3 separate regions of the Homo sapiens genome follow, and all the other regions are linked to region 1. The links are chromatin loops, found by intact Hi-C in ENCODE. Cell type or tissue: heart right ventricle. All regions are shown on one strand.

The links. A loop is a pair of places that touch in the nucleus more often than their neighbours do. Peaks named below come from ENCODE experiments on the same cell type or tissue, not always from the same donor. Only the 100,000 strongest peaks of a DNase experiment are listed, where the experiment ranks them.
Region 2: it touches region 1 in a loop (3-fold over the local background); 10 of 110 quality-filtered maps call a loop at or near these places.
Region 3: it touches region 1 in a loop (2.6-fold over the local background); 37 of 110 quality-filtered maps call a loop at or near these places.

What each region holds. Positions count from the first base shown.
Region 1 is chr5:97,139,292-97,147,291 of GRCh38, reverse strand. It overlaps LIX1 (limb and CNS expressed 1), which reads left to right and starts at 4,681. Exons shown (of 6, transcript NM_153234.5): 1 at 4,681-4,797. The coding sequence starts at 4,716. RefSeq lists an enhancer at 4,665-4,734. In heart right ventricle, a CTCF peak has its summit at 4,450; a DNase peak (open chromatin) is centred at 4,590.
Region 2 is chr5:96,610,831-96,618,830 of GRCh38, reverse strand. The region is part of intron 4 of LOC101929710 (a long non-coding RNA gene); the gene reads right to left. It also overlaps a transcript of CAST not described here. Among named protein-coding and RNA genes, the nearest start is that of CAST, 48 kb to the left of the region's middle. In heart right ventricle, CTCF peaks have their summits at 4,431 and 4,636 (motif pointing left); a DNase peak (open chromatin) is centred at 4,579; H3K4me3 peaks cover 404 bases; H3K27ac peaks cover 1,787 bases.
Region 3 is chr5:97,000,035-97,008,034 of GRCh38, reverse strand. LNPEP (leucyl and cystinyl aminopeptidase) reads right to left here. Exons shown (of 18, transcript NM_005575.3): 9 at 4,489-4,620; 10 at 1,802-1,962; 11 at 1,520-1,608. Among named protein-coding and RNA genes, the nearest start is that of LNPEP, 68 kb to the right of the region's middle. In heart right ventricle, no CTCF peak of the experiment used is centred here; no DNase peak of the experiment used is centred here.

The DNA of each region.
Region 1 (8,000 bases):
TGTATGTCATTTCTCATCCTCTGATTAGTACACTCTGACAAGATTTGTAAAAACATCATTTTGGTTTTACTTTGTTTGAATACTTTTGTTTTTGGTATATGCCAACAGATGGTTGAGGTTTACACTGAAATCTAATGTGAACTTTAGAATTTGTGCTAAAATAGACACACTATTCAGGGGTTTCTCAGGTTCTTCCATCTCTATCAGATGCTTCTTACATCAAATAAAGAATAGTAAGAAATAGTTGTTTTTCTAGACTATCTTACAATAGCATTTTAAGGTAAAAAGTCTTTATGGGCATTTAAGAAGGAAATGCATAAACAAAGTTTTAAGAAAACTTCTGCTGAAGGATTGGGCTTAATAGGAATGAAGAAACTATGCTATCTAACTGGAATGTTGTATAATCCACCTTTCTTAGAATTCCTTTTTCATTTCTCAAAATACAACTCATTAAAAATCATGATATTTATACGGACTTCTCTTCATGAAGCTGTTTTGGAGCTCTCCATGAAGATGCTCAATAGTTTGCTTTTTAAAGAAAAACCTTATGGAAATTGAAGATTAGTTTTCTTTTTTTCTTTCTTTCTTTTTTTTTTTTTTTTTTTTTTGAGACAGTGTCTCACTCTTGTCACCCAGGCTGGAGTGCAGTGGCGCGATCTCGGCTCACCGCAACTTCCGCCTCCTGGGTTCAAGCAATTCTCCTGCCTCAGCCTCCTGAGTAGCTGGGATTACGGCATGCGCCACCAAGCCCAGCTAATTTTTGTATTTTTAGTAGAGATGGGGTTTCGCTATGTGGCCAGGCTGGTCTCGAACTCCTGACCTCAGGTTATCCACCTACCTCAGCCTCCCAAAGTGGTGGGATTACAGGCGTGAGCAACTGCACTTGGCAAGAAGATTAGTTTTCTCAACAAATTCTTACCTTTCATTGTAATTAATATTAGAAGTGAACATCTTTGAATTCCTCATATTGATTTGTGTCTCTCATACTGATGAATGGATAACAATCAGATTGACTGTGGGAATAGAAGTGATTTGTTTGAAGACCACTGCACCCTTAGGAAACAAATATATGAACTTACAGAAGGCTAAAAAATCTGTGATAATATTTGTGCTCATTTGTAATACAGGCATAGAAAAATGTATGTTAGAACTGAAAGAGAGCATCCAGCTTAATCCCTTAATTTTACAGAAGAGGACTCTGAGCCCAAAAATGAGTGGCTTCTTTAAGGTTATATAGATAATGAACATGAAACCCTGGTCTTAATGATCCCACGTTCAGTGTTGCTTTCACCAAAATGCAACCAAAATATTTTTAAATACTGCTGGAATTATATTTAAGCATATAGAAATGCCCATTTATTGACTGAAATCCAAACATTTCTTTTTTTTTTAATATTATCAGGCTTACTTCTTTGAGAAGTCCATATCATTTTTCTTGGTTCTCTAGTGGTGATATTAAATATCTTGGTTTTCAATTCAATATCACATTGAAAGTACTTCATTTATACTTTGTGTCCAATCAATGGATAATAGCTTTTTTGTCCACAAAGCATCTAATTTCTGTTTTAGATGATAAACTCCTGGACAGCAAGGACATTGACAATTTCCTATTTGGCACAGCTCATATAAAGTGCACTTTGGGACCCTGTTTAAAGAAAATGTCTTAACATGAAGGGCCACTTCTTTCAAGTTCTTATCTTATACAATGTCTTTGCACTCTGGGGCAACCCTGTGTCTGTGTTCTGTGTGGCATATACTCCCTGCGGGCATTTGCTAAGTGATAGTCATGATATGGTTTGGCTGCGTCCCCACCCAAATTTCATCCTTTTTTTTTTTTTTTTTTTGAGACAGAGTCTCACTCTGTTGCCCCAGCTGGAGTCCAGCAGCACAATCTCGGCTCACTGCAACCTCTGCCTCCCCAGGTTCAAGCAATTCTCCTGCCTCAGCCTCCCGAGTAGCTGGGATTACAGGCATGCACCACCACGCCCAGCTGATTTTTGTATTTTTAGTAGAGCTGGAGTTTCACCATGTTGGCCAGACTGGTCTCGAACTCCTGACCTCAGGTGACCCGCCTGCCTCGGCCTCCCAAAGTGCTGGGATTACAGGTGTGAGCCACCACACCTGGAACCAAATCTCATCTTGAATTGTAGTTCCCATAATCACCACGTGTGGTGTGAGGGACCTGATGGGAGGTAATTGAATCAGGGGGGTGATTACCCCCATGCTGTTCTCATGATAGTGAGTAAGTTCTCATGAGATCTGATGGTTTTATAAGGAGTTTTGCCTCTTTGCTTGGCACTTCTTCTTCCTGCTGCCATGTGAAGAAGGATGTGTTTGTCTCCCCTTCCACCATAATTGTAAGTTTCCTGAGGCCTCCCCAGCCATGCTGAACTGTGTGTCAATTAAGCCTCTTTCCTTTATAAATTACCCAGTCTTGGGTATGTCTTTATTAGCAGCATGAACTAATACAGTGAGTATAATAGGAATTATTATTCTAGTTCGGTTCCATCTATTTCCTTTTATGAAGCCTGCTCTTCTACAAACTAGCTGAAGAAGCTGATCACATGGAAGGTATTTCATTTTTATACAGTCTTTAAAGGTCTACTTTCAGTTCATCATAAAATACAACCTAGTTATGGAATCTGAAAATTGGAAGAAACACTGGAAAGCAATCTTTGTGGCTACCCTGGAAAAATATTTTAAATAAAAGTTTGACAATCCTCAACAACCTCCTTCAACAAGTAACATTGGTTACAACCACTAAAATTAGTTATTTTATATCTGGTATAAATCCTTATTATGGAAAAGGAATCCTGTGACTTATATTTATGTCTTCTATGGAAAGATTATTTAACAAAGTGTTACAGGTAGTATAGATCATGAATAGGTAGAAAAAGAATTTCTGTTTTCTTAAGATCTTTAAAGGCCAGGCATGGTGGCTCATGCCTGTAATTCTAGCACTTTGGTAGGCCGAGATGGGTGGATCACTTGAGGCCAGGAGTTTGAGACCACCCTGGGCAACATGGTGAAACCCCCTCTCTACTAAAAATACACAAATTAGCCAGGTGCGGTGGCGTGGGCCTGTGGTCCCAGCTACTAGAAAGCCTAAGGTGGGAGGACCGTTTGAGACTGAGAAGTCAAGGCTGCAGTGAGCCCGGATCATGCCATTGCACTCCAGCCTGCATGACAAAGTGAGACTCTGTCTCAAAAAAAAAAAAAAAAAAGGATACAGCTAGGGACTAAATTAAGCCTTGCATTTGAATTCAGGAGCCACTCTTCTGGAAGCCAAGGCTTGTTACCCCCCACAACCCTCCCAAATTTTAGTCACTTCTATTGGGCAGGGGCAAGTAAAACCTGACAGACTGTCTTACAGCTTGCCTGGGAACATTTGTTTCCCTATTTACCCTTCAAAGTGAATCATTCCCAAGGTTGACTTTAATTAATTCTGATGTAATTCACTTCCTTTCACTTAATAATTATTAAAAATTTCAGGGCAGGGTGCAGTGGCTCACGCCTGTAATCGCAGCACTTTGGGGGCCCAGACAGGATGATTGCTTGAGCCCAGGAGTTTGAGACCAGCCTGGGCAACACAGTGAGACCCCATCTCTACAGAAAATTTAAAAATTAGCCAGGCGTGGTGGCGTGTGCCTCCCAACTACTTGGGGTGCTGAGATGGGAAGATTGCTTGAGTCCAGGGCTCAAGCCCCTCACTTGAGTCAAGGCTGCGGTGAGTTATGATCACGCCACTGCACTCCAGCCTGGAGGACAGTATGAGACCCTATTAAAAAGAAAAATAAAACAAAGAAACAGGACGAGAAAATACATATATGTTTCTTAAGGTAGTTATTGAAAGATTTTTTTAAAAAATTGAGACAGGGTCTTACTTTGTCACCAAGGCTGGAGTGCAGTGGCACAATCTGGGCTCACTGCAGCCTCGACTTTCCAGGCTCAAACCATCCTCCTGCCTTAGCCCTCCAAGTAGCTGGGATCACAGGCATGCACCACCACACCCAGCTAATTTTTGTATTTTTTGTAGAGTTAGGGTTTCGCCATGTTGCCCAGGCTGGTCTGGAACTCTTGGGCTCAAGCGATCTGCCCGCCTCAGCCTCCCAAAGTGCTGGAATTACAGGCATGATAAACTGCACCCAGCCCCATAATCTTTATAGCACTCCTTTACCAAAGAAGAATTACACTGAAAATTTAGATTTATAGGGATTATACTGTTAACATATAGCTGGCAGTCCTGAGCTGGAAGCTGTCTTGTCATTCAGGAAATTTCCTGGAGAAATAACCTTCCTGATTCCATATTCCTGGGGGCAACACAATTGAAGATGGAGGGCCAGAAGAAATACTCAAGTCAGAAAGCTGCACAGCATTCAGACAAAATCTGGTTGGAGAGGAAAGCTGTTTTCATAATTTAGCGAGCTTCCCCAGCTAGCCTGTAGGTGGGTGTGTTTAACAGAAGAAAGCAATGGGAACCCGCCTGTCAGCCAGCCTTTCGAGCTAATTAGCTCAGCATACAACAAAGATAAGTGAGCCTGGGAAGAGGGCCCCCTGAGGGGTCTTTAGATTCTGGGAAATGTCTGATTGGCAGATGTTAAAAGGGATTCCTTGGTAATCCAGTGCATCAATGAGCTGCAGAAATTCAGCCCAGGACTGCAAGAATTCAGGCATGAGGACACTCTGTACAGGAGGCTCACACAGGCAGACCCAAGATGGACAGAACCTTGGAATCTCTGAGACACATCATTGCCCAAGTCTTGCCTCACAGAGATCCGGCTCTAGTCTTCAAAGACTGTAAGTACTGAAGGGGGAAAAGTTTTTTGACTTTTTAGAAAATAGTCCTAAACGTCAAGTCACATCCTATTTAAGTAAGATTTCTCCTAAATCTCTGCAGTCGTATGCTGTGTTCTAAGTGATATTTTAACTTGTTCCTGACTTCAGCCAGAAGAACGATTTCATTTCACCTACAGGCATTAGGCACTGGGTTATTCTGTCAGTGATACATCTTGCTAACTACTTAGAAGTCTCTTCTACAATCCAAGACCTGCCTAAGACTTAATGAACTTTTTCTGATGCTTTTTAAGTAAAGCAAAGCTGACTGGTGTTGAGATTAAACCTAAAAATAATTTGGAAATGATACTAGAATATATCAATATTTGTTAACCTGTTTAATACTCCACAACACATATTAGCTATGTTAATTCAAGTATCGTGTTTGTCTGAAAATATTTGTTGCAAACCAGAATTAACAGTAAATCACCACTGAACTTTTAAATTTTGATAACAGATTATAATGCTTTAGTTAAAAGGCCAATAAAATGAGATGCCTCCTAACCTCAGCAACACTCCCTGTGTGGACCCCCTACCACCATCACCAATTTATACAGCATGGCAAAGTTATTTCAAAATCTTTTTTTTAATGATTTAAAAATAATTCAATCAAGATTTCCAATTCTAGCAATACTATTAAACCATTTGTCATATAACTTCGTTTCTGGAACCAATTTGATTTCCTGCTGCTGCAAAACAGACTATCTTCATGTTGTATCTTATCTACAGTGGGTTTCATATTACAAAGGGCTTCTGAAATAGAACTGCCCAAAAGGTAAAATGCATATGGAATTTTTTTTAACTTCAATAGGTTGCAGCTTTCCTCTTTGTGAATCTAGTTGTGTTTGTCTCCATCAAAACATCAATGGTTTGAATTTTTGCTTTCTGATTGCTGAATAACGTTCCATTCCAGATGTCCTCTTAGCTTAGATTTCTCATATGTATGTTGAAGAAAGAGGAATGTTAGGCCATTTAATTCTATAAATTTTTCCTCTTAGATGTTAAATTGTAACCAATCTGTCCTTTAAGGCATAAAGTGAAAGCCTTTTCTTTCTCTAGCTCTCTTTTTAAATATTGTCTTTAGGCATTTGCCAATAACTATGTTAGATCTAATAAAAATCACTCTCTCCACTACTCTAGCCTGGAGTCTATTCAGGTTTGTTATGTTTTTTAAGCGAAAAGGGGAGGAAAGAATGTCTCTCTCCTACAATAGAACTGATTCACTAGTGAGGGATAAAAGGGCTCTCGGGCTGCCCAAGCTTTGGATAAATTGTATAGGACCAGGGTTCTTATGCTGAGCATTTAAATAGGGGAAGCAGTTAAAAAAAAAATAGGGGGGACGTTTTTCACTGGCCCATTGAAAACTTAATAAGTTCAAATGTGAAACTGTATAGCTCATTTTTTAGCTGAACTAAATTGCTGCGATTGTTTACAGTTTAGAAAAGAAGATAGACTAGAAAAAGGATTACAATAAAGCATACATTAAGTTCTGTCATCCAGGACTTTGCAGGACTTCTTTTATATGGGAGAACAAATAAGTGTCCTGTTTTATATATTTCATTCATTAACATAGAACCTATATTTGACCAGAGAGCATTGCCTGTTTACCCTAGAATGGACTGCTACTCGGCAACTGCTTGCATGGCTTAATAGACGTGAATATTAAACTGCCGATTCTCTCCCTTCTTTTCTAATCTGAAAAATGACTAAATGACAGTAAGCCAAATGGCACATTTCTGTACCAGGAGTTTTCCTAACTTTAAAACATCCAACCACTTACCAATCTCGTGGAATAAGTGGGAATGGGCTGCTTACTTTCTGGGACAGGACATTAAAAGTCTGTCTGGAGCCTATGCCATTGCCCTGGCAAGCTGTAGGTGCTGCACACGCCAGAGTTTGGCATATGGTCCCATTTTCTTTGGCATACCCATAAGTTGCTGCCACCACACTCCTATTGGCAGCCTGTAAAAAGCTGCCACCAGCCTTGAATGGCAGGTTCTGAGCAGTCCCCTCTCCTCCTAGTCACTGCTGGCTCCTCCTCCACTCTAACCTGCTCCAAGCTCTTTCTGCCAGAAGGAAAGAGCTGAGCACTTGAGCACATCACTGCCAATTCCTTAAGAAAAATTGCTACCTTACTTTCCTACAAGATGAAAGCTGATCCAAGAATTTTTAAAACCCAGCCCAGTTGAACAAAAGAATAAACACACACAAACACACAAACACACACACATGCACACACAAAACACTTTTAAATTTTTTCTTAATTTATCTTCCATGAATGCAAACACAGTTTTTCTCTCTTCACTCTTTGGTTATACATAATCCAGGGAGTGTAAATGATCATGCAATTCATTTATTGCCCTCAGTTGGCTTTTGATTTGCTTAAAAACAAGCAATAGTAACTGAATTTTCTCTTCAAGTTGGTTAGAAAAAGCACCCAGAGAGTTTTCTGGTCTGAAACAGATGCACATGGGAATAGTTACATTCATTTAAAGAAATAAAATTCAAATGCTTTCTCAGATGAGGAAGCTCTTCAAATGGTATTTTGCAATACATTAAACCTGTCATTTTATTTTATACAAGGCGTTCATCTGGCAATAGTTGTGATTTGTTTCTTTTTTTATTTTCTCTTCTAGAAGGAAATAAATTCCATAACACTTTTTTCCTTTTCCCTATTTCACATTTCATATGAAAAATAATGGAAAGAGGTTTTAAATAAGATGGACTCCCAATTTGAAATTTGTTCATCTAAGCTGACACTGGACTGTTCTCCCCTGCATAAATGTCTCTATTTTAAAACAAGTAGCACTGGAAGTCTCCACACTACCAGGCAGAATCTCTGCAAAGTATAGCTTGTCTCCATATTGCTTTCCATTCTTGGCTTTGTGCAATATCCAATTTCGTTTCATGTGTCATGCATCACAACCAAAGCTGAGCTATCCTAAAAGCAGCCCCTGTCCACTCTTTTGAAGAAGTGTGTTAACTTACTATTCATTTGCCACTGTTTGACAATTCCTTGCGTACTTTCTCAAAAGAAATCACCACATGACTTCAAGATAGCTATGCTTTCAGATCCTAATCTGAGTGTTAACTCTTCATATTACAAGAGCACAATACATTTATCTGCCATCTTTGAGCTCTTTCTTCAACCATTTAATAGTAAGGCT
Region 2 (8,000 bases), 530 kb after region 1:
CGGGGAGGCTCAGGTCCCCCGGGAGCCCACGGGGTGGGGGAGGCTCGGGCATGGTGGACTGCAGGTCCCGAGCCCTGCCCTGCAGGGAGGCAGCTGAGGCCCGGCAAGAATGCGAGCTATTTGAGGGTGGCGTCAGTGAGCCGGCACTGCTGGGGGACCCAGCGCACCCTCCACAGCTGCTGGCCCAGGTGCTAAGCCCCTCACTGCCTGGGGCCAGCCCGCTGCCCCGAATGCGAGGCCTGCCAAGCCCGCAACCACCTGGAACTTGCGCTAGCTCGCGAGCGCCATGCGCAGCCCCGGTTCCCACCCGTGCGTCTCCCTCCACACCTCCCTGCAAGCTGAGGGTGCTGGCTCCAGCCTCAGCCAGCCCAGAGAGGGGCTCCCACAGTGCAGTGGCAGGCTGAAGGGCTCCTCAAGCATGGCCAGAGTGGACACCGAGGCCGAGGAGGTGCTGAGAGCAAGCAAGGGCTGCTAGCACGTTGTCACATCTCACTAAGACCAGGAGAATACCAGGCAAACCAGGATGGCTTTTCACCCTAGCCTGACTGCAAAGCTCTGTTACATTATCTTTAAGCCAAGAAGCACAGAGCTCAGATAGATCTCCCAGGAGGGCAAAGGACTCTCAAGAATATCCTAAGATGCTCAACATTTACCTTCTGCCTGAAAATCTGTTCTCCTCTCTGCAAGTGGGCCCTGGAGTTAGCCCTGTAGGACTGCGTGGATGGAGCTAAAGTCTCTGATCTGTTTTCCCATTCTAAGCCAAGCTCCTGCCACTGGCCCCCCTCAGTTAACACCCCTAGAAGATCCTTGTCCTGTGTGGAGAGCAGAGCCTTGTCCTATGTGGGACAGACCCCTGGTTCCTGTCCAGCTAGGCAAATGCTATTCCTTCCAGCTGAAGTAATCTCCAAATCCTCCTCCCTCCTTAAGACACCAGATAGAACTGCTTAAAAAATTAGAATAACCTCTACATCTTCCTAGTAAAATCCTTTCTCCTAAGAGTGTTTTTTTTTTTTTTTTTTTTTTTTTTTTTTTTTTTTTTTAGATGGAATTTTGCTCTGTTGCCCAGGCTGGAGTGCAGTGGTGTGATCTTGGCTCAATGCAAGCTCCGCCTCCCGGGTTCACGCCATTATCCTGCCTCAGCCTCTCGAGTAGCTGGGACTACTGGCACCCACCACCATGCCTGGCTAATTTTTTTTTGTATTTTTAGTAGAGACGGGGTTTCACTGTGTTAGCCAGGATGGTCTCGATCTCCTGACCTTGTGATTCGCCCGCCTTGGCCTCCCAAAGTGCCGGGATTACAGGCATGAGCCACCGTGCCCGGCCTCCTAAGAGTTTTAAAAGCAATATTATTGATGCCTGCATAAAGATTAAAATATACAAACTTCAGGTGAATAATGTCCAAGCTCTGTCCCTTTCTTTTTTTAGCTTGTCCTTTAGTAAATGATGACAATGGCATTTTGTAGGTGTTTTCCAATTTGAATATACCCAAATAATCGCCATTTTTGTTGGGGGTTCCTAGCCTGAGGTTTCTAGATAGGACTTGGGGGGATAAATGAACCCTACCTAAAGTTGTGTGCCCTGTTGTGTGTGTGTGTGCTCTTTTATAGGGCAAGAGTCTGTAGCTTTTACTACATTCTCAGAGCAGTCAGTGATTTAGAGATAGTTGAAAATCACTGGTGGAGAATTAACAAAAAATCAACTTGGGAATTTTTAAATAAAAGGTGTCTTTATTTTATAAAGTGATTCACAGTAGCAACCTGTCCCAGTGTGTTAGCCTATGATTCAAGCAATGGCCTTGATGTGTCAACGGATTAAGACAGAGCCATAAGAAAGGTGTGGTCAAGGCAGCAACAGGGAAGTGCGGCTGAAAGCTCCAGGGCACCATGCCCTGCCCTGCCATGAGAGAACCAGAGGCTTCGGACTCAGAGAAAAGAGTCCTGGGGTCCAAAACCCACTACCAAAAATTTTTTTGATAATCTTGGCCAGTGGTCAAGATGCTTGGTGTCTTATTTCTGGTGTATATGTATATGTATATGTGTGTGTGTGTGTGTGTGTGTGTGTGTGTGTGTGTGTGTGTATATATATAGAGAGAGAGAGAGAGCGAGCGAGCGCTTGGTGTCTAAGAGGCCACACATTGGACCCTGGACCTCAGTTTTAAGTTCATACCCCAACTCCACATCCTGTAGCCACATGATTTTGGAGAAGTACCCTGACCTGCTAAGCTGCTGTTCTCTTCCCTGTAAAGTGAAGATGGTACCAGTGCCTACCTCAGAGAATCTTGGTGAGGATGGAGTGTGATGATACATGCAAGTTAATTAGCAATACAGTCTGTGCCACATCAATGTCCCAGGCACTAAAGTGGATGGTGGCCATACATGAGGCTGGAATTCCTGACTTCTAGAAGCTTCTTGTCAGGAGGAACCTACTTGGTTGCTTTCTGTCTCTGACTCTTCAGTAGGACCTCACAGGCTGGAGAAGGGTTAAGGGAGGGGCTCCCTTAGGACACTGCCCTACAGAGCATCACTTCCATGCTTAGATGAACATCTTCTAGAGCTATGGATGAAGATTTAACACTTGGAGCCTGAGATGTAAACTGTGATGGTTAATACTGAGTGTCAACTTGATTGGATTGAAGGATGCAAAGTATCGATCCTGGGTGTATCTGTGAGGGTGTTGCCAAAGAAGATTAACGTTTGAGTCAGTGGGCTCGGAAAGACAGACCCACCCTTAATCTGGGTGAACACGAACACCATCTAATCAGCTGCCGGCATGGCCAGAATATAAAACAGGCAGAAAAACGTGAAAAGACTAGACTGGCCTAGCCTCCTAGCCTACATCTTTCTCCTGTGCTGGATCCTTCCTGCCCTTGAACATTGGACTCCCAGTTCTTCAGTTTTGGGACTCAGACTGGCTTCCTTGCTCCTCAGCTTGCAGATGGCCGATTGTAGGACCTTGTGACCATGTGAGTTAATACTCCTTAATAAACTCTAATATATATTTACCCTATTAGTTCTGGTTGTCAAGAGAACCCTAATACCAGAACATTTACACTTGCCCTAGTATAAGTCACTGAGTCTCAGTGGCATGGACCTGTTCTCGGGACCCCTCTTTCCCAGCAAATGCTTGAAGCAAGAACCATTAAATAATAGGACGGCTGATAATCTCCTGATTCCCTACTCACTACCATACACCTCCACCTGACCCCTCTTAGGCTCCCTGGCCTCCTTCCCTGGGGCCTGGCGTGGTGGAGCAGGTTGAATTCTCCCTCAATGTGCGTCTCAGCCAAGGACAGCCCACAGAATCCTTGTCTGTTTCATTCTCCCTGTTGCCATTGGCACATTAGCAAAGCAATCTGATAGACTGGACTATGTGAACACACTCTGGGAGACAGCCCTGTGCAGCAGCACAGACAGTGCTGACTGAGTCAATGGGAGAGATGGTTATGGCAGAGTAAGGGGAGAGGAGGAAGTGAGACCTGCCTAGGGACTGCCAAATGCCATCCTGTACAGCTGCTCTTTGGCTTACGATGGGATAAACTTACTGGAAATAGAAAATATTGTAAGTCAAAAATGCACTTAATACACCAAAGCTGCTGAACATCATAGTTTAGCCTAGCTTACCTTAAATATGCTCCAACAATTACAATAGCCTGTGGTTGGGCAAATCATCTAACACAAAGCCTGTTTTATAATAAAGTGCTGAATATCTCATGTAATGTATTGAATATTGTACTGAAATTGAAAAACAGAATTGAATTGCTGTATGGGTACTCCAAGTACAGCTTCTACTGAATGCATATGATTTCTGCACCATCGTAAAGTTCAAAAATCTTAAGTTGAACTATTGAAATTTGGGGGCTGCCTATACTAGGCTAAAGCCTACTCACAGCTCACTCAAGGCAGCGCTGAGGGCCTCCCCAGTGCCCAAATTATTGCTTTTAAGTAACTAAAAGGCAAGAGAATATAATGAACTCATTAGCCTTCTTAGTGACAGGTGCCTCATTTTACCAAGCTTAGGGTGGGAGCAGTACAAGATGATGGATCCTTTTCATAATTCAACTATATATATATATTCAGTTTTTAAAAAGAAAAAAAGCACTGAGGAAGAGGGGTAATCTGGCACCCCTGGGGAGAGGCTGGGCCTAGGCTTTGGATGGAGGTGGGTCCCTGGCATTATTCTTGGATTTCCTCTGAATCTTTGGACTCTGTTTCAGGTTTATCTGCCTGAATAGCTTCCCGTTCCCCACAGTGAATGAATCATTTCCTCTTCTAATCCCCTGCCAAACATTTCAAATCATGTTTCCTTTTCTTGGTTAAGTACCTAAATTGAACTCACTGTGATGAAAAAGCAACCCATGGAAAACAGTTTTCATTCTCATTTATAAGCCTCCTGCCATAAGGTTTTTGGGAGAAGCTCGTGGGCATGTCCCGGCTGGATGCTTTTGCTGAAAATCCCTTGTCAACACTGAGGCGCTGTAGTAGGTAAGATTGCACACAGCATCAGGAGTGAAAGGCCCTGATTCTGATTCACTTCACCGCAATAACCTAACGAGTCAGGCATTTGCCAACAGCTAACACTCCATCCAGAGGGAAATGGAATCATTTGAGACAAAATGATGAGCTTCTGCTGCCATCTGGTGGAGTTCTCACCTTTAATCATGTTAATTAAAGGGTTCCTCACCAGAAAATGCTGTAGAGTTAGTGGTGGTTCTGGAAGGGGTTCCTTGGACCGGCAGCATTTGTATTACCTGGTCACTTACTGCTGATGATATATTGTTAGTTACTTTATACCTTAGATTCCTTCATTACAAAATAGACATAAAACATCTAACTCATAGGGCTGTGAGGATACCCAGCCTCACAATGCAGATAAATGAACAACAATTTAAAAAACAGTATAAGGCACCCAGTATTAAATCTAACAAAAGATGTGCAATTATTTTAAAAAGTATAAAATTTCATTGAAAGACATTTGGGAATACCTAAATATTTGCAGGCTCCACCCCAGACCTACAGGATTAAGATGTACATTGTAATAGAAGTCCCAGGTTATTTGTATAGAGAATAAAGTTTGAGGTACTTAACGTTTTCTCCAGGGAGATAGGTAGTTACTATTGTTGTTGTTGTTTTGTGCCTTTGAATACCCTTAAGTTGTTTCATTTAAAAATGCTTTAAAGACAATCATCAGAAGACAGAGTATGGATTGGAGGTTAAGAACACAGAATTTGGGGTCAGATAGAACTTGTTTTGCATCCCGTCCCCATCACTGACTACTGATAACATGGTGAGTTACTTAATCTTTCTGGACCTTAGTTTCCTTAGCTAGAAAATGAACGTGAAAATATCTAACTCATAGGGTTGTGAAGACTTAAACAGAAAATACAGATAGCACAAATAGTAGTATTACAAAATCTGAAGTACCTAGTATTAAATCTAACAAAGGATGTGCAAATATGAAAAAAGTATGAAATTTCATTGAAAGACCTTCGAGAATACTTAAATGAAAGGAGAGATGAAACCATGTTCAAGGATAAGAAGAAAACTGTCATTCATCTTCAAATCCATCTATTCTAATGCAATTCAAATTATAACCTCAACTGGATTTTTATTGCTGAACTTGACAAGCTTATTTCAAAATTTGAATGGAAGAAAACAGCTAGGAATAGAAAATTCTGAAAGAGAAGAAGATGGAGAGGGTCACTCTACCAGATATCAAGACTTATTATAAAACTATAGTAGTTCAGGCAGTGTGCTATTGGCACAGTGATGGATGACTTGCCAGTGGAACAGAATAGAGAGTTCAGAAAGAGACTCATACATATTTGGAAATTGGATACATGAAGCAGTGGCATTACAAATCAATAGAACATGCATGGGCTAACTGATAAACATTAATTGGTTACCCACAGAGAAAAATTACATGTACTGTGTATTTACACATGTATATATGTGTGTATGTATGTATATATGTGTGTATATTTATTTAGACTTCTTGTTTATATCATACACAAAGATAAATTGTTACCCCGTTGATAAGAGATCTAAACATCTAAAGCAAAACTAAAATAAGTTTGAGGAAAATGCAGAAGAATTTTTGCATAATCTCAGTGTAAGAAAGAGCATATTAACAAAATCCAGTAAACCAAAATTATAAAGTAAAAGATTTGATATATTTGATTAGATTAAAACGTATTTATTTCTTTAAACCGGTACAAGTGCAGATTTCTCTGTTTTTGTTTTATTTTCTTCAAATTTTAGATTCAGCGGGTATGTATGCAGGTTTGTTACGTGGATATATTGTGAAATGCTGAGGTTTGGGCTTCTATTGAACCCAACACCCAGAGAGTGAACATAGTACCCAGTAAGTAGTTTTTCAACTCTTGCTCTCTTTCCTCCCTCCCTGTTTTGGAGTCCTTAGTGTTATTGTTCCCATCTTATGCCCACATGCATGCAATGTTTAGCTCTCACTTATAATGAGAATATGTGGTATTTGACTTTCTGTTTCTGTGTTAATTCATTTAGGATAATGTCCTCCTGCTGCATCCATGTTGCTGCAAAGGACATGATTTCATTCCTTTTTAAGGCTGAATGGTATTCCATAGTGTCTAAGTATCTCATATTCTTCATCTAAGCCACCATTAGTGGGCACCATGACTTTGCTATTGTGAATAGTGCTGCCATGAACATACAAGTACAGGAATAGCTTTAGTAGAACTATTTCTTTTCCTTCGGATAGACACATGGTAATGGGATTCCTGGGTCAAATTGTAGTGCTATTTTTAGTTCTTCAAGGAAACTCCAAACTGCTCTCCACAGTGGCTGAACAAATTTACATTTCCATCGACAGTGTATAGGTGTTCCCTTTTCTCTGCATCCTCACCAACATCTGTTATTTTTTGACGTTTTAATAATAGCTATGTGATTGGTGTGAGATGGTGTCTCATGCGGTTTTTGACTTGCATTTCCCTGATTATTAGTGTTGTCGAGCATTTTTCCATATGCTTGTTGGCTGCTTGTATGTCTTTTTTTGAGAAGTGTCTGTTCATATCCTATGCCCAATTTTTAATGGGTTTTTTCTTGTTGATTTAAGTTAAGTATAGATTCTGAATATTAGTCCTTTGTCAGATGTATAGTTTGTAAATATCTTCTCCCATTTTGTAGGCTGTCTCCTTACTCTGTTGATAGCTTCTTTTGCTGTGCAGAAAGTATTTGGTTTAATTAGGTTTCAATTTTTAATTTTATTACATTTGCTTTTGAGGTCTTAAAAGCATAAATTCTTTCCCTAGGCCCATATCCAGAAGACATTTTTTGTAGGCTTTCTTGTAGTATTTTAATAGTTTGAGGTCTTACATTTAAGCCTTTAATCCATCTTGAGTTAATTTTTGTATATGGTGAGAGGTAGGGGTCCAGTTTTATTCTTCTGCACATGGCTAACCAGTTTTCCCAGCACCATTTGTCGAACAGGGTGTCCTTTATCCATTGTTTATTTTTGTCACCTTTTGTTAAAGATCAGTTGTTTGTAGATGAGTGGCTCTGTTTCTGGGTTCTGCATTCTGTTACATGGGTCTATGTGTCTATTTTTGCACCAGTACCATGCTGTTTTGGTTACTGTAGTCTTTGTTCTTTTTGTTTAGGATTACCTTGGTTATTATGACTCTGTTGGTTCCATATGAATTTTAAGATTGTTTTTTCTAATTCCATGAAAAAATAATGTTGGTAATTTGATAGGAATTGTGTTAAATCTGTTAATTGCTTTGGGCAGTATGGACATTTAGAGCATGGAATGTTTTCCCATGTTTGTGTCATTTATGATTTCTTCCGTCACTGTTTTGTAATGCTCTTTGCAGACATCTTTCCCCTCCACGGTTAGACGCATTCCTAACTGTGCGTGTGTGTGTGTATGTGTGTGGCTATTGTAAATGGGATTATGTTCTTAATTTGGTTCTCAGCTTGAATGTCCTGGAGTGCATAAAAGCTACAGATTTTTGTACATTGATTTTG
Region 3 (8,000 bases), 140 kb after region 1:
AAAGATATGATGACATTACCAACTACCACTAGGATTTTAAATAATTAGATTGTTGCTGCTTTAACACTCCACTATGGTAAAACTGCAATGAAACTGGCACATTCATGTATTTCAGGTGGCATTATCAACTGTAACTACACAATAAAAAGGGCGATTTGGTTATATGTACCAAATCACAAAAGGTACTGCAGTCTTCATTTTTGAAAAGCATTCCTTAAAAAATTTCATATAATGGAAAAACCTTTAAGATTTGAAATATTTAATTAAGGCAATATTTTATAACAACAAATGGTGAATCAAGTAGGTTAAGTCAATTACTATATATGTTAAGTTAAAAAAGGCAAGATACAGAAATCATATATACATAATGATTTTGACTAAGTACAAATATTTATTAAAAATGACTATAAACAAATAATCATAAGAATAGTTTTGATAGGGTAATAAGATTTGCTCTCCATTTTCAAGGTTTTATGTAATATAGATATATTAAAGATTTACTTTTTCAATAACGTTAATGATAGTTAACATTAATACAGCACATAATATGTGCCAGGCATTGTTCTAGGTGCTTCATATAAATGAACTCATTTAATCCTCACCACAACTACATAAAGTAAGTATAATTACTATCTCTTTTGTACAGCTGAGGGAATGAGGCTCACATAACTCGCCTAAAATCATATAAGTGATCAATGGTACTGCTAAGAATTGAACCCGGCAGTCTCTAAAGTCTCATTCTCTTACCACTAAGCTACACTCACCCCTCAAAAATATAGGCTTTGACACCAGATCCAAATTCAAACGAGAAATTTTCCCTTTTCTTCAATCCAAAGCATCACTAACGGGTCCTACAGAACCCAAGAGCCTTGTGTTTCTTTAGGATGTAAATTAAAAGGAAGATATGTGGTGTGACATTCATAGTGGTATTTAACAAATGGCCCAAAATTACATTTCAATTGCTTTTTATATTGTAGGTCAGCATACACCACGTTTATATTTTACTATTCCCCTCCCCCTTCCTATCATAGTTTCATGCCCCATTTTCTTGTTCCCCAAAACATATACTATGTCTGCAGGGCATATTGCAATAACTATTTACTCTAAATCCAATCATGAATAAACCTCAATTATACACACAAATCATTTAGGGTGTATCTTGTTAAAATGCAGTTGCCTCAGCCCAACCCTAGACAGTAGATAGCAGAGGATACTTTAAGAAACTCCTCTTATTTTGTAACAAAATATTAATCTTGGGTATAAAAACATGGCATTCGCTATTTTCTTTCAGGAATGCCAGTACATTCTCTGCAAATTTTTGTACCTTATTTCACATGGCTAAAAGCCAGTTTTGTGCATGATATACAGAATCAATCTCACATTAGTCACATCTTGCATATGCAACTCATAAAACCAGTTCAGAGAGTGTGCACACTGGAAAGTGTAATCTTATATATGCACTCTGATCAGATTTTTAAAATTATGCCATTTCCAATCAGAACTGTCATTATAGTCAAACCTGATTTCTTATCCAGTAATGATACCGATTGATATTTTGAATAATTTCTTCCTTCAGTGACATAGGATAGTGGAATATGCCACAGGTAGCTGTAAAGAGAAAACATTGGAAAATTAGTTACATATGATTTTTTTTTTTTTTTAATTTGGTAGGAAGGTTAAGCTATTCCTAGGAAGGGATAATCTTGTTAGGTTTCACAAGAACTTATGATTATAAAACACTTAAAAATATTTCCACCTGAGAGTGCAAAAGAGATGGCATGAAAAGAAAGAGGGCATGTACCTTGTATCTGAAGGCTGAATTTCAGGCTTCATATTTAAAAAGAATCTCTCTTGTTGTATAAAAAGTTCCTTTCCTTTCTTTTGAACAGTCACTAAAGGAAATCCTTTCTGCAGGGTCCAGGTTTTCATCATTCTCTTTACATCTAGTGTTTGGTTTGTGACCTACAAAATATATATATATATATATAAAACTTTTTCCTTAAAAATAAAAATTGGTTTAAAAAATTTTACATTTTAATTTATCTGTACCCTTCCCTCTTTTCCTACCATCTATAAAGACTACATTTAATGTTAATATAAAAAAGAAACATGAATGTTGAGTTTACACTTCTAATCTAGGTAAATGAGCAACTGCTAAAAGGAATGTAACCTGGAACAGAGCTAAGTGATAGCTAAGGGAGTGAGGGAGGCACTAGGTTGAGAAGTGGCACATATATCAACCAACTAAGAATTCATTAAAATCCCTAAATTCATCAAGTTAAAATCCCTAAGAAGGTATAAGTATTCTTTCAAATCACAATACTAACATCTACAAGATATGAATAATGATATACAGTCTAGAATCAGAAACACTGCTACTCAATCCTGTGAAGCACCTGAGTCTGGGTTTCTCTTTATGCTCCTACCCTCCACCTCCACAATGATAGTCTCTTAGGACCTAATACTGTGGGAGTGCCAGGGAGCAGCGGCAGCAGAAGAGTGACATATGAACAGGTCAGTTGCCTTAAGTCTTTCTAGAAAACAGTGGTAAACTACTTTAGTGGTCACAGCCCTTCTTTCCCAGAAAATATATGAAGTTATCTATAAAATCTAGAACCTAGTGTCAGAGCTTTGCAGACCCTCTAAGGCCCAAAGCCCCTAAGACATCTAGTATCAATAACTAAGAAGCAATTTTTGAACAACAGTCTCTTTAAAGCAGGTGGGTTAAACTCAGGATTCAAATTATTTTTCTAGATTATATATGAATTTGAATTGTAAGCAACAAAGTCATGATGTACCTAAATTGATAAAATCACTCTACTATGGCAGGCCTCACCTCAATCACCATATGCCCATTTATTTAAAGCACAAAAGGATGGAGCAAATCTTCCCATTTTAATTAAACTTGTATTTATCATGGCTCTGACCTATTTATTTCTGAACCAGAGGATTAGAAGAAAATAAGCTTGCCTAAAACCAAGGTGCTTTTGGGTGTCGAAGCAGTATTGAAGTGAAGAGGCCAATGCATAATTTGATGTGGGTGCTGAAAAACCTGAGGATAATGTTAGGAACTAGTTTGGGATGGAAAAACACCATGATGCAAAAGTTGCAGTCAATGAGAAAGGCAGAAATATGTTCTAAATGCCAACAGATTAAGACAGTAAGTATAAAGTAAACAATGTGGCTTTCAATTGAAATACTACTATATGATCAGAGGAAAAAAACAATGATTTGGGAACAACTGTTAGGTAATAAGTTCTCAAAGAGAATTCAGAGAGTAGGGAAGGTATATCTTCTGGGCAAAAGACTAACAGCTAGAAAGTATCAGGATTCAGATGAGGCAAAGAAGCAGTAAAGAGTGTATGAGAAAGATCCAGAGCAGGGGTTCCTAACCTAGAGTCAATAAAACTTTGAAACTGTGTGTGATGTTCTGCACATATGTGGTTTTTCTGAGTAATATGGCCAGAACTTTCATCAAATTTCCAAATAAGTCTGTGATCTTTCTTTCTTTTTTTTTTTTTTTGAGACAGAGTCTGGCTCTGTCACCCAGGCTGGAGTGCAGTGGTACAGTCTCGGCTCACTGCAACCTCTGCTTACCAGATTCAAATGATTCTCCTGCCTCAGTCTCCCAAGTAGCTGAGACTACAGGCATGTGCCACCACGTTGGCTAATTTTTGTATTTTTAGTGGAGACGGGGTTTCACCATATTGGCCAGGCTGGTCTCGAACTCCTGATCTCATGATCTGCCTGCCTTGGCCTCCCAAAGTGCTGGGATTACAGGCGTGAGCCACCACGCTCAGTCAAATCTGTGATCTTTCAAAGTATTATGACCCATCAATCTAAATCAGGGTAACAAACACAAATGCTTATAAGGGTTTTGCAGTCAGTATACATGCATGAAGCAGCCCGGGTTCATGTGCTGCTTTGAAGTGTAACTTCTACATAATTACACTGCTTGCTAGAATATTTCCAGGAATGACAAAATTCCAACAGCAAAATCATCCAAGGATAATATGCAGTCAGCTTGTGATGTATCATCTACTCTGGAGGAACAGTCACAAAGGCAAGAGATTCATAGAGCAGAGTACAGAATCATTCAAAAGAGGCAGAAAAACTAAAAGGGTAAGGATAGGAAAAGAGATTTCTGGAAAAAAAGTCAAATAATGAAAATATAGTAATATTCATTAATACGGAGAAGACAACTTTCCTACAAAATAGGAATAGAAGTTAAGGTACAGGAAAAAAAAAAACAACTGGCTACCCAAGCCCACACACGTCTTTTCCAACAACTAAGAACAGCACTCCCATTTCTTGACATAAAATTTAGTGCTCCATTCATAAATATTTATATAGCAAGCTCCATCCCCCCCTTTCTTAAATAACTATGCTTTGTACCACAGATTAACTTACACACATGCTAAAAAGTATAAATAGACGAACTCCTCTCTTTTTACAGTAAGAGCTAAATAAATTACCCAGGTCACTTACCTCATTAAAACTATCCCACAGATCATCACTTTGAATAGATGCATAGCTGTGATTATGCAGGTAAAGGACAACAGCATGTTGAAACACATCTTCACTAAGGTAAGTTTTCAACATCAACAAGAGAGAAGATCCCTATTAAAAAAAAAAGTGAGGAAAAAGAAAGAAAATAATAGAATACTATAGATTATCGAATTGGGAATCTAAAATTCAAACTACAGTCATTCTAAAAATTTACTTTCATATGTAGAACTTAGTTATAATATACTGCTACTTAGTCTCATATAGATGTGGACTGTGTTCAACTGTCTTAAAATTATTTTAAAGGATTTGAAAAAGAATTAATGAGTAGATTCCCATGTGCACTATTCTAACCATGAGTCATTCTGTGTGGTCTATTGGTATACTCACTGTTTCAATGTTAGTGTTGAAAAGCTAAGTATTTATAAAAACATTTTAATAGAAAAACATGCCAAATTTTCTGTGGCACCTACACCTCCATCCCCAGTGCTTAAATCACCCATTGAATTTATTGTGTGCTGGAGACACAATAAATTGACAAGGCTCTCAAAAGTCTCCCTGCTAGGTAGGTCATTAATTTCTTATTTTAGTATATTGTGTTGTGAAGTAACCAGAATCTCTCTTCTTCCTGCAGAGTCACTTCAAATGCTTGGAACTAACAAATGTATAGGGCAGGGAGCATAATATTAAGGCCACACTATATCCATTGATGTGCTTGTCATCATTCGCAATCCTGAAATAAGCACCACCTCCTCTGTGAAGACCTTCCCGGTTTGAAATAGAAATCACATTTCTCCATCTTCAATACAATTTATATGGCATCCTGTATCTGTTACACATTTATTTCCTCATCTATGCAGTAAGCTGAGAGGAAAAAGTGAAAACTCAACTCCAATGACAAAAACAATGCCCACTACATAGTAGGCACTCTAGTAGTTTTTGAATGAATTTCACTTTTGATAAAAATGTAGTAATGTCAAGATTATTGTACACATAACTAAATTATTACCTATTACTCTCATTTCTGTATCACACTTCATAGCTATTACTTGTTCTATAAATTTAAGTACTCACTGTTGTCCCCAACAGTCCTTTCTCTTCTGCATCACCAACTTTTCCCTTCATACTGTAACATGCCCATTAACAAAACAAAAACGATGTAACATTCCTAATTTTAAACAAATAAAAGACTCTCTACCTTTCCCTAACTTCACCCTCCTCGTTACCAACTCGTTACCGTGCTGTTTTTTTGTTCCCCCATTGTAGTAAAACTCCTCAAAAGAGTTGTCCTCAATTTGCCATCTCCATTTGCTCTCTTTCCATTTTCTCTTGAGCCATCTTCTAATCATCACTCTACTGTAAGTATTTATTTATTTATTTATTTATTTTGAGATGAAGTCTCACTCTTGTCACCCAGGCTGGAGTGCAGTGGTGCGACCTCCACTCACTACAACCTCCGCCTCCTGGGTTCAAGCGATTCTCCTGCTTCAGCCTCCTGAGTAGCTGGGATTACAGGCACCACCACCACGCCCAGCTAATTTTTGTATTTTTAGTAGAGACGGGGTTTCACCATGTTGGACAGACTGTTCTTGAACTGCTGACCTCAGGTGATCCACCCACCTTGGCCTCCCAAAGTGCTGGGATTACAGGCGTGAGCTACCATGCCCGGCCGGAAGTATTTTTATCAAGGTCACTGGTAAACTTCCTGGTGCCATACAAATGTGAATTCTCAGGCTCATCTTATCAACCTATTGATAGCATTTGATATAACTGATCACCTGCTCCTCCTTGAGAGCTGCAAGACACTACTCTTGATTCTCTCCCTATTCACTGGCCATCCTTCTCGGTCTCGTCTACTGAATCCTCCTCATCTTCCAATGAAGAAAGTGTGTCCTTGCATCTGATCTTTGGACCCCTTTTCTCTATCTAAATTTCCTTCCTAGTTGATCTCCCAACTCCAAGGTTTCCAAATGATCCCCTGATTTATATATCTAATCAGACTTCTTCCCCCTTGAATTTCAGACCCATATCCAACTGCCTGTGTGGTATCTCCATTTGGATATCTAATCCATATCTCATAGTCACTTAGAAATGGAAGTTTCTTCCCCCTTCTTTCCCTAAACCTACTTCTAAAGCAGTCTTCTCCATTTCAGCAAATGGCAACTCCATTTTTCCAGTTGTTCAGGTAAAAATCTTAAAGTTACCCTGACCCCTCTCTCGTATTTCATATCTAATCCATGAACAAATTCTACTGGATCAATCTTTAAAACACACTCCAAGTCCAGTTGTACCTCCATCACCTTCACAACTTCCACCCTTGTCCAGGCTACCATTATCTCGCCACCCATCTATTACAATAACTTCCTAACTAGTCCTCTTTACTCCATGTACTGTTGAAGACTAGAGTGATCTTTTACAAAATAAGCCATATCACGGTACTTTCCTGATCAAATTGCTTTTCGTTTCACTTAGAATAAAATCAAGGTCCTTACTATGGCTTAGCAGACCCTATAATAATCTGGCCTCTTACAGTCCCTCTAACTTCATCTACTACTTTCTCCTCTGCTTACTCTACTTCAGATAACACTGGATCCTTGCTGGTGCTTGAACATGCAAAGCAACCTTTTATCTCAATCTCGTATCTCTCTCAATCTCATATCTCATGTGGGGGTCCCCAAGACCAGTTCCAGGTTTGATGATGCACTAGAAGGATTCACAGAACTCAGCATATAGTCATACTCACTGCTATGATTTATTACGGTGAAAAGATATGAAGTAAAATCAGCTAAGAAAAAAGATGCATGGGACAAAGTCCAGAGGAAACCAGGCACAAACTTCCAAGTCCTCTCCCAGTGAATCATGCAGGATGCACTTAATTCCTCCAGAAAGTTGTGACAGCATGTGTGAAATGCCATCTACCACGGATGATCATCAGAGATTCAGCACCCAGGCTGTTTACTGTGGGCTAGTCACGAAGGTACCTTCTGCCTAGCACATACCAAAACTCCAGACACCCAGAAGGAAATCACATTTTCAGCATAAACTACATTGTTTAGGCACAGTGAGCCACTCTTATGCAATAGTGGGAAATTTCCCAAAACCCAAGTTCCCACATGCCACCCAAGGGCCAACCTTGCAAGCAGGTCTTTCAAAGAATAGCAGTCTCAGGCCTCCTATATTAATTCTTTTCTGCACACAAGCACTATACATTGGTTATTTCTTCTACCTGGAATATTCTTCCCCAAGAAAACCACATTCCTCATGCCTTAGATGGTGTTCAAATGTCACCATACAGGAGGGCTTCTCAACCACATTATATTATAAACACCATTTCCTTTGTCATTCTCATTTCCCTTATCATGCTTTATTTTCATATTAGCACTTATTACTTAACACAATACCTACTTATTCATTCATTTGTATACAGTCAGTCTCTACCTTTGACCCCTGAAATGGAAACTTCACAAAAGAGACAAAGTCCACCTTGTCCCCTG